Linked DNA regions of Homo sapiens: region 2 is linked to region 1. A link is a contact called in ENCODE Hi-C or POLR2A ChIA-PET data. All regions are on one chromosome and are shown on one strand. The core of a region is the stretch at or near the end of the contact, and the rest is flanking DNA. Distances in the headings are between cores, read along the strand shown. Region 1 holds the start of STIL (STIL centriolar assembly protein). Region 2 holds the start of ORC1 (origin recognition complex subunit 1).

Region 1 (5,015 bases), core at 1,792-4,291:
CACTATTACCACATTAGCTGTGGAAATAATTACAAATTATCAAAGGAATATTAATACCATATAAACAGTCTTCCCTCTGTATCCATGGGGGATTGGTTCCAGGAACCCCAGGGATACCAAATTTGGCCCACAGATACTCAAGTCTTTTATATAAAATGGCATAGTATTTGCATATAACCAATGTACAGTCATCCTTATACTTTAAATCATCTTAAAACAAAAATTAATTGGGGATGGTGGCATATGCCTGTAGTCTCAGTTTCTAGGGAGGCTGAAGTGGAGGATCACTTCAGCCAGAAGTTGAGTCTGTGGTGACAGAGTGAGACCCTGTCTCAAAAAAAAAAAAATCATCTCTAGACTACTCATAATAACTAATTGTATAATACCTAACACATTGTATAATACCTAATACAGTGTACATGCTATGTAAAAAGTAGTTATAGGTTTTTGTTTTTTTTTTTGAGATGGAGTTTCACTCTTGTCACCCATGTTGGAGTGCAATAGCGTGATCTCGGGGCTCACCGCAACCTACACCTCCCGGGTTCAAGCGATTCTCCTGCCTCAGTCTCCCTAGTAGCTGGGATTACAGGCATGTGCCACCACACCTGGCTAATTTTGTATTTTTAGTAGAGACGGGGTTTCTCCATGTTGGTCAGGCTGGTCTTGAATTCCTGACCTCAGGTGATCCACCCGCCTCGGCCTCCCAAAGTGCTGGGATTACAGTCATGAGCCACCATACCCGGTCAAATTGGTTATAGTTTTAAATTAAATTATTTGAGAGATAGGGTCTTGCTCTGTCATCCAGGCTGGAGTGCAGTGGTACAATCATAGCTCACTGCAGCCTCAAACTCCTGGGCTCAAGCAATCCTCCCACCTAAGCCTTCCCAGTAGCTAGGGCTACAGGCCTGTACTACCACACCCCACTAATTCTTAAATTTTCTGTAGAGACAGGGTGCTGCTATATTGCCCAGGCTGGTCTTGAACTCTTGGCCTCAAGCGATCCTCCCATCTCGGCCTTGCAAAGTGTTGGGATTACAGGCAGGAGCTACCGCACCCAACATGTGTGTCTTATTTGTATTATTATTTTTGAGGCAGGGTCTTGATCTGTCACCCAGTCTGGAGTGCAATGGCACAATCTCAGTTCACTGCAACCTCTGCCTCCCCGGCTCAAGCCGTCCTCCCACCTCAGCCTCCCAAGTAGTAGGACTACAGGCACATGACACCATGCCTGGCAATTTTTTTGTATTTTTTGTAGAGATGGGGTTTTGCCATGTTGCCCAGACTGGATTTGTATTATTTTTATTGTTGTTATTTTGTTTTTTTCCCCTCCGAATATTTCCATTTGCGGTTGGCTGAATCTGTGAATATGGAACCCACTGATAGAGGGCTGACTGTATATAAATACATAAAATATCAATACTATATATAATATCAATGCTAGTTGTAGAGATAGGCATATATGGTTTATAAATTTAAGTCACATTCTTTTCTTCTACTCAACAGGAATTTAAAATTTTTATGTTACTTTGCTGGGGGCGGTGGCTCACTTCTGTAATCCCAGCAGTTTCGGAGGCCGAGGTGGGCAGATCACTTGAGGTCAGGAGTTCCAGATCAGCCCAGTGCCCAACATGGTGAAACCTGGTCTCTACTAAAAATACAAAAACTAGCCGGCCGTGGTGGTGCTTGTCTGTAACCCCAGCTACTCCGGAGGCTGAGGCAGGAGAATTGCTTGAACCTGGAAGGCAGTGTGCAGTGAGTTGCAGTGAGCCGAGATAGCGTCACAGCACTCCAGCCTGGGCGACAGAGCAAGACCCTGTCTCAATCAATCAATCAATCAATCAATTAATAAATACAAATTTTGGCCCAGAGTGGTGGCTCACGCCTGTAATCCCAGCACTTTGGGAGGCCGAGGCGGGTAGATCACCTGAGGTCAAGAGTTCGAGACCAGCCTAGCCAACGTGGTGAAACCCCGTCTCTACTAAAAAATACAAAAATTAGGCCGGGCGCAGTGGCTCACGCCTGTAATCCCAGCACTTTGGGAGGCCGAGGTGGACGGATCACGAGGTCAGGAGATCGAGACCATCCTGGCTAACACGGTGAAACCCCGTCTCTACTAAAAATACAAAAAATTAGCCGGGCGTGGTGGGCGCCTGTAGTTCCAGCTACTCGGGAGGCTGAGGCAGGAGACTGGCATGAACCCAGGAGGCGGAGCTTGCAGTGAGCCGAGATCGCGCCACTGCACTCCAGCCTGGGCGACAGAGCGAGACTCCGTTTCAAAAAAAAAAAAAATTAGCCGGGCGTGGTGGTGGGTGGTGGACGCCTGTAATACCAGCTAATTGGGAAGCTGAGACAGGAGAATCGCTTGAACTCGGGAGGCGAGGTTGCGGTGAGCCGATATCGCGTCATCGCACTCCAGCTTGGGCGACGGAGTGAGATTCCACCTCAAAAAAAAAAAAAATTATGTCACTAAAACAGATGGCTTCCTAGGAAAGAAACTGGAAGAAATCTAGAAGTTGAGGATAAGTGATCACAAAAAGGAAAAATTAAAAATGTACATTTTAGAATAAAAATTAAAAAGTAAGAAACTGGAATAACTCTAACTTTCTTGTCTTTTGTGCTTTCAGGTAAAGAGTTTGGAAACTGTTCTTCGGGTGTCCGCTTCCAGTCGCCGACCAATGATCATCTTATAGAGCACTTCCGGCTTCATCTGCCACTCGCTCCTCCGTCTACCTAGCTGGGCTTTCCATTGCGCTTGCGGAAAGCCTACCCCGCCCCGGAACTTAACCGTTGACGAAATGAAAGGTTTAAATCCTCGGATCCTTGATCCTGGAGCGCCGGTGGCGCCCGCAGTTCTCCAAGAAGACTTGGGATTGGTCGAGCGCGGAACCAGTGCGGGGCGCTGATTGGTCGGCACACCAATACGTAACGGCGACCGTGCGCGGCTCTCTAGCACCACCCCCGCTCCCTGACTGGCGAGGTTTCTGACCAGTCAGCAGGCGTGGCGCGGCCTTCAGTTTCGCGAGCTTGTGTTTGCCGCCTCAGTTCCCGCGACCCCAACGTCCCAGAGGCGGGGCCGGAGTCGGCGGTGGCGCTCCTTGGAGCCGGCTCCCGCTCCTACCCTGCAAACAGACCTCAGCTCCGCGGAAGTTGCGGTAAGTGGAGCTTTGTGCTCCTGGTTTCCCCTTGAGAGGCGGCAGCGGGGCCCTGGGAAGGTTGGTGGGTAACATTCAAAGCCCTGTAGTGGGTTCCGCCCTCCAGGAGCCTGGAGCAGATGACGAGAAGGGGAGCTAGTGGGAGAAATTAAGCAGTCCATGAAATCCTTGGGTATCATCTGAGCTAAGGTATGTGAAAGAGGTTTGCAGTCGATAACGTGCCATTTAAAGTTGTTTTTACGGTGGGAATTTCTTGAGGACTGAAACCTTGAATGCTCGCTCTTGCATTCCTCACAATTTCTGGCTCACACTCTGCTACGTAGTAAGGGATCAGTTAATGTTTGAAGTTCATGGACTACTGGAAGTAAAGTGTAAACAGCAAAGTGCGAGAATGCTATGCGTGTGAGTACAGACAGTATAGTACCATCGCCACGGTGTCTGGGAGAAGGTTTCACAGAGGAAGTGACATTCGAGTTGGATTGTGAGGGATGGCGGGGGTTTACTAGGGCATTCCAAGTTAAGGGAGGCATCCTGTGCAGATATTGAAACCGGGGCACTGCAAGTAGTTCAGTTTGACTGGAATGTAGGATGAGTGGATGGGGGGGTTAAGGTTGGAATAATAGAGTGGGGCTGGATTGTGAAGATCCTTTATTCTGTATGTAAAGAAGAGCCATCGGCTTTTTAAAAAAAATTTATTTTTATGTTTATTTTTGAGACGCAGTTTCACTCTTTGGCCCAGGCTGGAGTGAAGTGGAGTGATCTCGGCTCACTGCAACCTCCGTCCCCCGGGTTCAAGCGATTCTCCTGCCTCAGCCTCCCTAGTAGCTGGGATTACAGGCAAACGCCACCACGCTCGGCTGATTTTTGTATTTTTAGTAGAGACGGGGTTTCACCATGTTGGTCGGGCTGGTCTGGAAATCCTGACTTCAGGTGATCCACCCGCCTCGGCCTCCCAAAATGCTGGGATTACAAGCGTGAGCCACCGCCCCTGACATGAGCCATTGACTTTTAAAGCAGGAGAATAATTTGATCAGATTTATATGGAAACACTCTTCTAGCAGCATTATGGGGACTTTTCCATAAGTCTGGTGAGTTGATGAAGTTAGCAACTAAGGTGGTGGGTATGGAAAGATAATTTATATGGAAGAAGGGGTGAGGATGATTTGAACGTTTCTATTGTACACGATAATGACTTTACCTGAGAATATGTTTTGCTAGGTGTAGATGTTGTGTGGTTTTAGTTTTATTACCTTTAGTGGCTTGTACAACACTGACAGAATGAAAGTACCTTATGTATATTGTTTTAAAATAAGAAATCAACATTATCCATCTTTTCACCCAAATGAATAAAGGAATAAAACACAAATAGCGCATTTTAAGACACTTCTGTTTAATGAAGAAAAAATTGGCACTTTTTATACTTTGTAGAGTTACAGTTATCCATGTGAATACTGTTATCCATGACAACCAAGTACTAAGGAAGGGTTTTAGGATTTAAAGCCTGCATTCTGTGGAAGCTGCATTAAACCTTTTAAGTCCAGATATTTCTAAGAAGGACTGTTTAGTCACCTTTTTTTTTTTTTGAGACGGAGTCTCGCTCTGTTGCCCAGGCTGGAGGGCAGTGACGAAATCTCCACTCGCTGCAAGCTCCGCCTCCCGGGTTCACTACAGGTGCCCGCCACCACACCCCACTAATTTTTTGTATTTTTAGTAGAGACGGGGTTTCATCGTGTTAGCCAGGATGGTCTCGATCTCCTGACCTCGTGATCCACCCACCTCGGCCTCCCAAAGTGCTGGGATTACAGGCGTGAGCTACCGTGTCCGGCCTAGTCAATTTTATTAGAAGCACGTTTTTCTCTGTCT
Region 2 (5,015 bases), core at 679-3,178, 5.1 Mb before region 1:
CAAAACTGAGAAAGTAAAGTAGAAGATTAATACAATCAGAACAGATAAAATACAAACTTGGCAGGGTGTGGTGGCTCATGCCTGTAATCCCAGCACTCTGGGAGGCCCGGGGGGGGAGGGGATTACCTGAAGTCTGGAGTTCGAGACCAGCCTGGCCAACATGGTGAAACCCCATCTCTACTAAAAATACAAAAATTAGCCAGGCGTGATGGCACATGCCTGTAATCCCAGCTACTCGGGAGGCTGAGACAGGAGAATCACTTGAACCCAGGAAATGGGGGTTGCAGTGGGCCGAGATCGCACCACTGCACTCCAGCCTGGGCAACACAGAGAGACTCTGTTTCCAAAACAAAAAACAAACAAAAAATACAAACTCAAGGGCTCAAAAGCAAAAATCTGGAGTGGAACTCTCTAGAAATGAGATACATTGTGTACACCCCTCTTAACCAAAGCCCAATTCTAAACCGCCAAAATTAAACCTCTTATATTAGCTAGTGAACATTGCACTCACTTGAAATCTTCATTTTTGATAAACTCTACAATGATATCCTTCTCGGGTTGAATTTGAAGCATCTTCAAGGTTAAACACAGAAAGGGTGTTGGTTTTATGTTGCCACCATAGACGCCACCCACAAACCTTAACTCCATGGCTTTATCGACTACAAGTTCAGCTAAAAAACAAAAACAATACAGTAACATATTAGGGCTAAGCTCTTCCTAGTTGGAGTGGAGTTAGTTCAAGCTTTGGTTCTCCTAAATATACATCAACAGTGTAATATTAGGAGAACGAATGTGTATTAATAACAGTAACGACAACAGCTAATATACATTGAGAATGGATAATAAAATAGGTACCCTGCTAAGCTTTTCATATTATCTCACTTAACCTTTTTTAACAAGTCATGAAGAAAGTTCTAGCAATGTTCTTATTTCCAGGTAAGGAAAATGAGGGCTAAGAAAGGTAAAGTGACTTGCTCAAGGTCCACAGATTGTCACAGGACATGGATTTAAAGCCACAATTCAAATCGGAAGATTACCTGGAAGACTTCTCTGAAGCACTGATATTTATAAATACTGGAACCGGCCCAGATCTAAGAATAGTAAGATCATGAATTTGGTTTCAGGCATATTAACGTTAGGTCCTTAAAGACCTTCAACAGATTGTGTCAAAGTGTTATATCCGGATCCCTGAGCTTAACACTGTTGCAACCCAGCCTGCTATCATTAAATACGGAATAACTCACAACACCCAACTGAGACAGCCTTCAGAATATGACCTTACCAGATTCATCTGTGCCTCTAATACTCAACACAAGACGAGGCACTTAGCAGGCACTCAAAATTTTTCTGAATGATCGACATACTCCGTTCCAGTACCACCCCCAGAGGCCAGTCGCTAGTCCTACCCGCGCTCGGTCAGGAGAAATGGGCCACAAGGGGGCTGAGAGGCGCTCCGCGCGCTTCCACTTACCTGTAAGTCCAAAGCACTCCTCTTTCCAGTACTTGGACTCATAGATTCGCGTTCGAATGATCTTCTCCACCAGATATTGAGGGTTGGTGCCATGGATGCTGTGCGCATCCTTCACTGTACGGTTAGCCATTTTAGAATGCCTTCAATTCTATTTCCGTCGGATCCTTTAATGCCTCACATCCAGGTTCAGAAAAAGCACCTAGAGGAATGGAGAAAGGTGGAAGAAGTTTCACTAAACAGCTTAGGCGACCATCTTGAAGCCGGAAACACCGTAGTGTAAAGGGCTTCCGCTCCCCGCGTCGCCTATCGAATCAATGATGGCGGCTGCATGTTAGCGGATGTACGTCATGCGCCCCTCTTAGGTGTACGGAGTGGGCGGGGCGAGCTAGTTGGTGTCGCAACGAAGGGACGGTCTGGGGGCGGGGCCACGCCGATTGGCGCGAAGTTTTCTTTTCTCCTTCCACCTTCTTTTCATTTCTAGTGAGACACACGCTTTGGTCCTGGCTTTCGGCCCGTAGTTGTAGAAGGAGCCCTGCTGGTGCAGGTTAGAGGTGCCGCATCCCCCGGAGCTCTCGAAGTGGAGGCGGTAGGAAACGGAGGGCTTGCGGCTAGCCGGAGGAAGCTTTGGAGCCGGGTGAGTGTGGCGTCCAGCGGGCTGCGAGGGACTCGGGGGAGGGCGCATCGGAACCTCTGAAACTGAGGACGTTCTCTGTAGACTCAGTCATTGATTCTTTTAGCTGACATGTACCAAGCGCCTGTTCAGTGCCAGGCACTGTTCTGAACTGTTAAGAGCGTTCCTCTGTTCCACACTCCGATTCCTAAAAGGCTTCCCGCGCTGCAGGGAACTGAGTTTGCAGGGGGGAAGGCGGAAGCCAACAGCCTAGAAGCAGGAGCATTCCTGCCCTCCGCACCCTGATGCTCAGTGATGACTTTCCCTCCATCTGCATTTGTAAAGCACTCTACTTGTTTCGTTCTTTGAGCTATAGTGTAGGAACCACTACAGGGAAGGCGGAGCAGAGGTTATTACCCCATTTTACGGACGTAAATTGCGCCCAGGGAGGGACGTGTCTTAGGTCGCTTTTCGTGACTAAGCAGTCTGGGCTCCTACCCAGATCTTTTTTTCAGATGAGCTCCTAACTGCTGGGCTGTCTGTCATTCACCTTCTTTTCAGAAGAGAAGTCTGGTGGCCCCCTTCCTACTTCTCTTTTCTAACCCCGGAATTGAAGAGTCTTCTGCTGTGACAGTTGGAAAAGGCATTCTTATCCTGATCTATTTGTGAAACTGCAATGATTATATACGATTCTAGTTGTCTGTAACACATGAATAATAGTACCCTCGTCTCTGCTGTGTTAGGTGGGCTGGAAATGCCAAAGGAGTTTCCAATATGACAGAATGGTTTAAGTCCCTTTGCAACAGTTTTTAACTTTAATGGAGGGCAATATGTGGACTTTAGGAGGTTTGTGAATCTGCCGAAATTGAATGCAAAATTTTGCTTGAATTATGTTAGTTCCATAGTATTCATCAAATGATACTTAATAAATAAAACCACTGTACCTTACAAATAAATGCAAGGGATTAAGGTAGTGGGAAAGTGGATTTACCATTTTGCATTTTTTCACTTAATCTTCCATTATCCTAAAATAGTGCCTGGCACACGATGGGTACTTAATAAATATTGGTTGAATAAACGGAAGATTCTATTTTCTCCATTTTGTGGGTAAGCAAATTGAGGCCCAATCCACAATGTTCAGTCAGTGGCTGGGAAGCCTGATTTATTGTAATAAGTACACCAAAAGCAAGCTCTCAGTTACATATTAACATTATCCAGTTTCACACAGTGTGTTGTAAGGTGAAGTAGTTAAGAGCACAGTAATTGCAGTCTGGCTTTTCCGGGTTTGAGTTAAGGCTGTGCCATCCTGTATAAGATAGGATAAGTTATCACCTTGAAGTGATAATAACATCTACTTTTCTTTTTTTTATTTTGAGACAGAGTTCTGCTCTGTCACCCAGACTAGAGTGCAGTGTTGCGATCTCGGCTCACTGCAGCCTCCACCTCCCGGGTTCAAGTGATTTGCCTGCCACCATGCCCACCTGATTTTTGTATTTTTAGTAGAGACGGGGTTTCACCATGTTGGCCAGGCTGGTCCCGAACTCCTGACCTCAGGTGATCCACCCACCTCAGCCTCTCAAAATGCTGGGATTACAGGCGTGAGCCACTGCGCCCAGCCTTTGTATTTCTGTTTTATCCTTGTGTGCATTTTATAAGCGTCATGAAGACATTTACAACCCCTGTATCACTGTCTTTTAATTTCACTTTGTTAGATGTTTTACACCTATTGTTCTGCCTTATTCCTAGTATTTCTAAATGTTACAGTTTCATTTCTTAGGAATTGACCTTTCTGTTTTCCTGGATGGAAAGAGATACGGCATAGTACAAGATGGACACAGATGATACTAAATTGCCTGTGTGTAATCTTCGTAGACCATGACTTCAAATAAAATGTTTTCTTAGTCTAAAATGTATGGGAGTGTAGCAGGGGCAGAAAATAAGTCTGATCTCATTTGAAGGGAGGGACTGACTATGTCTTAGAATCCATCAGATAAATACCAAATATTTATCATGGTAACTCAGAGTTTGGACTCTTCCACAGAAGCCATGGCACACTACCCCACAAGGCTGAAGACCAGAAAAACTTATTCATGGGTTGGCAGGCCCTTGTTGGATCGAAAACTGCACTACCAAACCTATAGGTGAGTGATGGGGTCCTTTGGTTGTCCTGGAAATACAGCTTCTCAAGCTAAACAGTCAACTTGTATCTAGCCTGTTCTAATTACTACAGATTGACCATGAATGAACAGGAGATTAGAACTGATTGTAAGGAGGGTTTTGTTTGATGCAAGAAGATGGTGGGATAAATATAGCAGTTAGTGATGGAGCAAAATTATGGCAGGCTCATAAAATTTTGTATGTAGGATAATGTCATGTCTATTTAAGGTGAGTTCTATATAACTTTTGATGAAAACGAGATGATAGATGTTTTTACTATGTCTTTCCCAGCCCTGGAGATCTCTGACAATTTGACATTGTTACTGGGCAGCTTGACAGCCTTGGGAAACATTTGTTGTGGGAAGCATTTGTTGTTCTTTGTCAATAACTGAGAGGAATTAGGGTTCCTAATAAGACCTTTGGATTCATTACTCAGCTAAAACAATTCATTCAACCCATTTTGCCTATTCTTAAATATAACTGGGCGAATTGGTTTCCCAGTAGGAGAGTTGGTCAGCAGAAAGAAATCAGGATTGGAGAGCCCTCTCCTTTGTGCCCAGGGGATCTGAAGAGCTTGACCCACTTTAAGTTATTTCCTAATGTGCTTCTCTGTTACTTCCTAGAGAAATGTGTGTGAAAACAGAAGGTTGTTCCACCGAGATTCACATCCAGATTGGACAGTTTGTGTTGATTGAAGGGGATGATGATGAAAACCCGTATGTTGCTAAATTGCTTGAGTTGTTCGAAGATGGTGAGTTTGGGACTGGAATAATAAAC

Evidence for each region. Hi-C counts contacts between places; a loop is a spot of excess contacts on that map. ChIA-PET counts read pairs that join two places held with the same protein, here RNA polymerase II (POLR2A). Pooled maps may share reads with other maps.
Region 2: a loop to region 1 is called in a map with no recorded cell type, with 11 times the contacts of the local background. The contact joins the promoter of ORC1 here to the promoter of STIL in region 1. A Hi-C loop is called at or near these places in 1 of 37 single-sample maps with no recorded cell type and 3 of 50 pooled maps. POLR2A ChIA-PET finds 5 or more read pairs at or near these places in 1 of 52 experiments (WTC11).

The regions. Positions count from the first base shown.
Region 1 is chr1:47,312,173-47,317,187 of GRCh38, reverse strand. It overlaps STIL (STIL centriolar assembly protein), which reads left to right and starts at 3,041. Exons shown (of 17, transcript NM_001048166.1): 1 at 3,041-3,152. RefSeq lists a silencer at 2,935-2,984 and an enhancer at 2,302-3,031.
Region 2 is chr1:52,401,336-52,406,350 of GRCh38, reverse strand. It overlaps ORC1 (origin recognition complex subunit 1), which reads left to right and starts at 1,928. Exons shown (of 17, transcript NM_004153.4): 1 at 1,928-2,105; 2 at 4,123-4,222; 3 at 4,862-4,989. The coding sequence starts at 4,128. It overlaps PRPF38A (pre-mRNA processing factor 38A), which reads right to left and starts at 1,749. Exons shown (of 10, transcript NM_032864.4): 1 at 1,472-1,749; 2 at 512-671. The coding sequence starts at 1,601. RefSeq lists an enhancer at 1,230-2,429.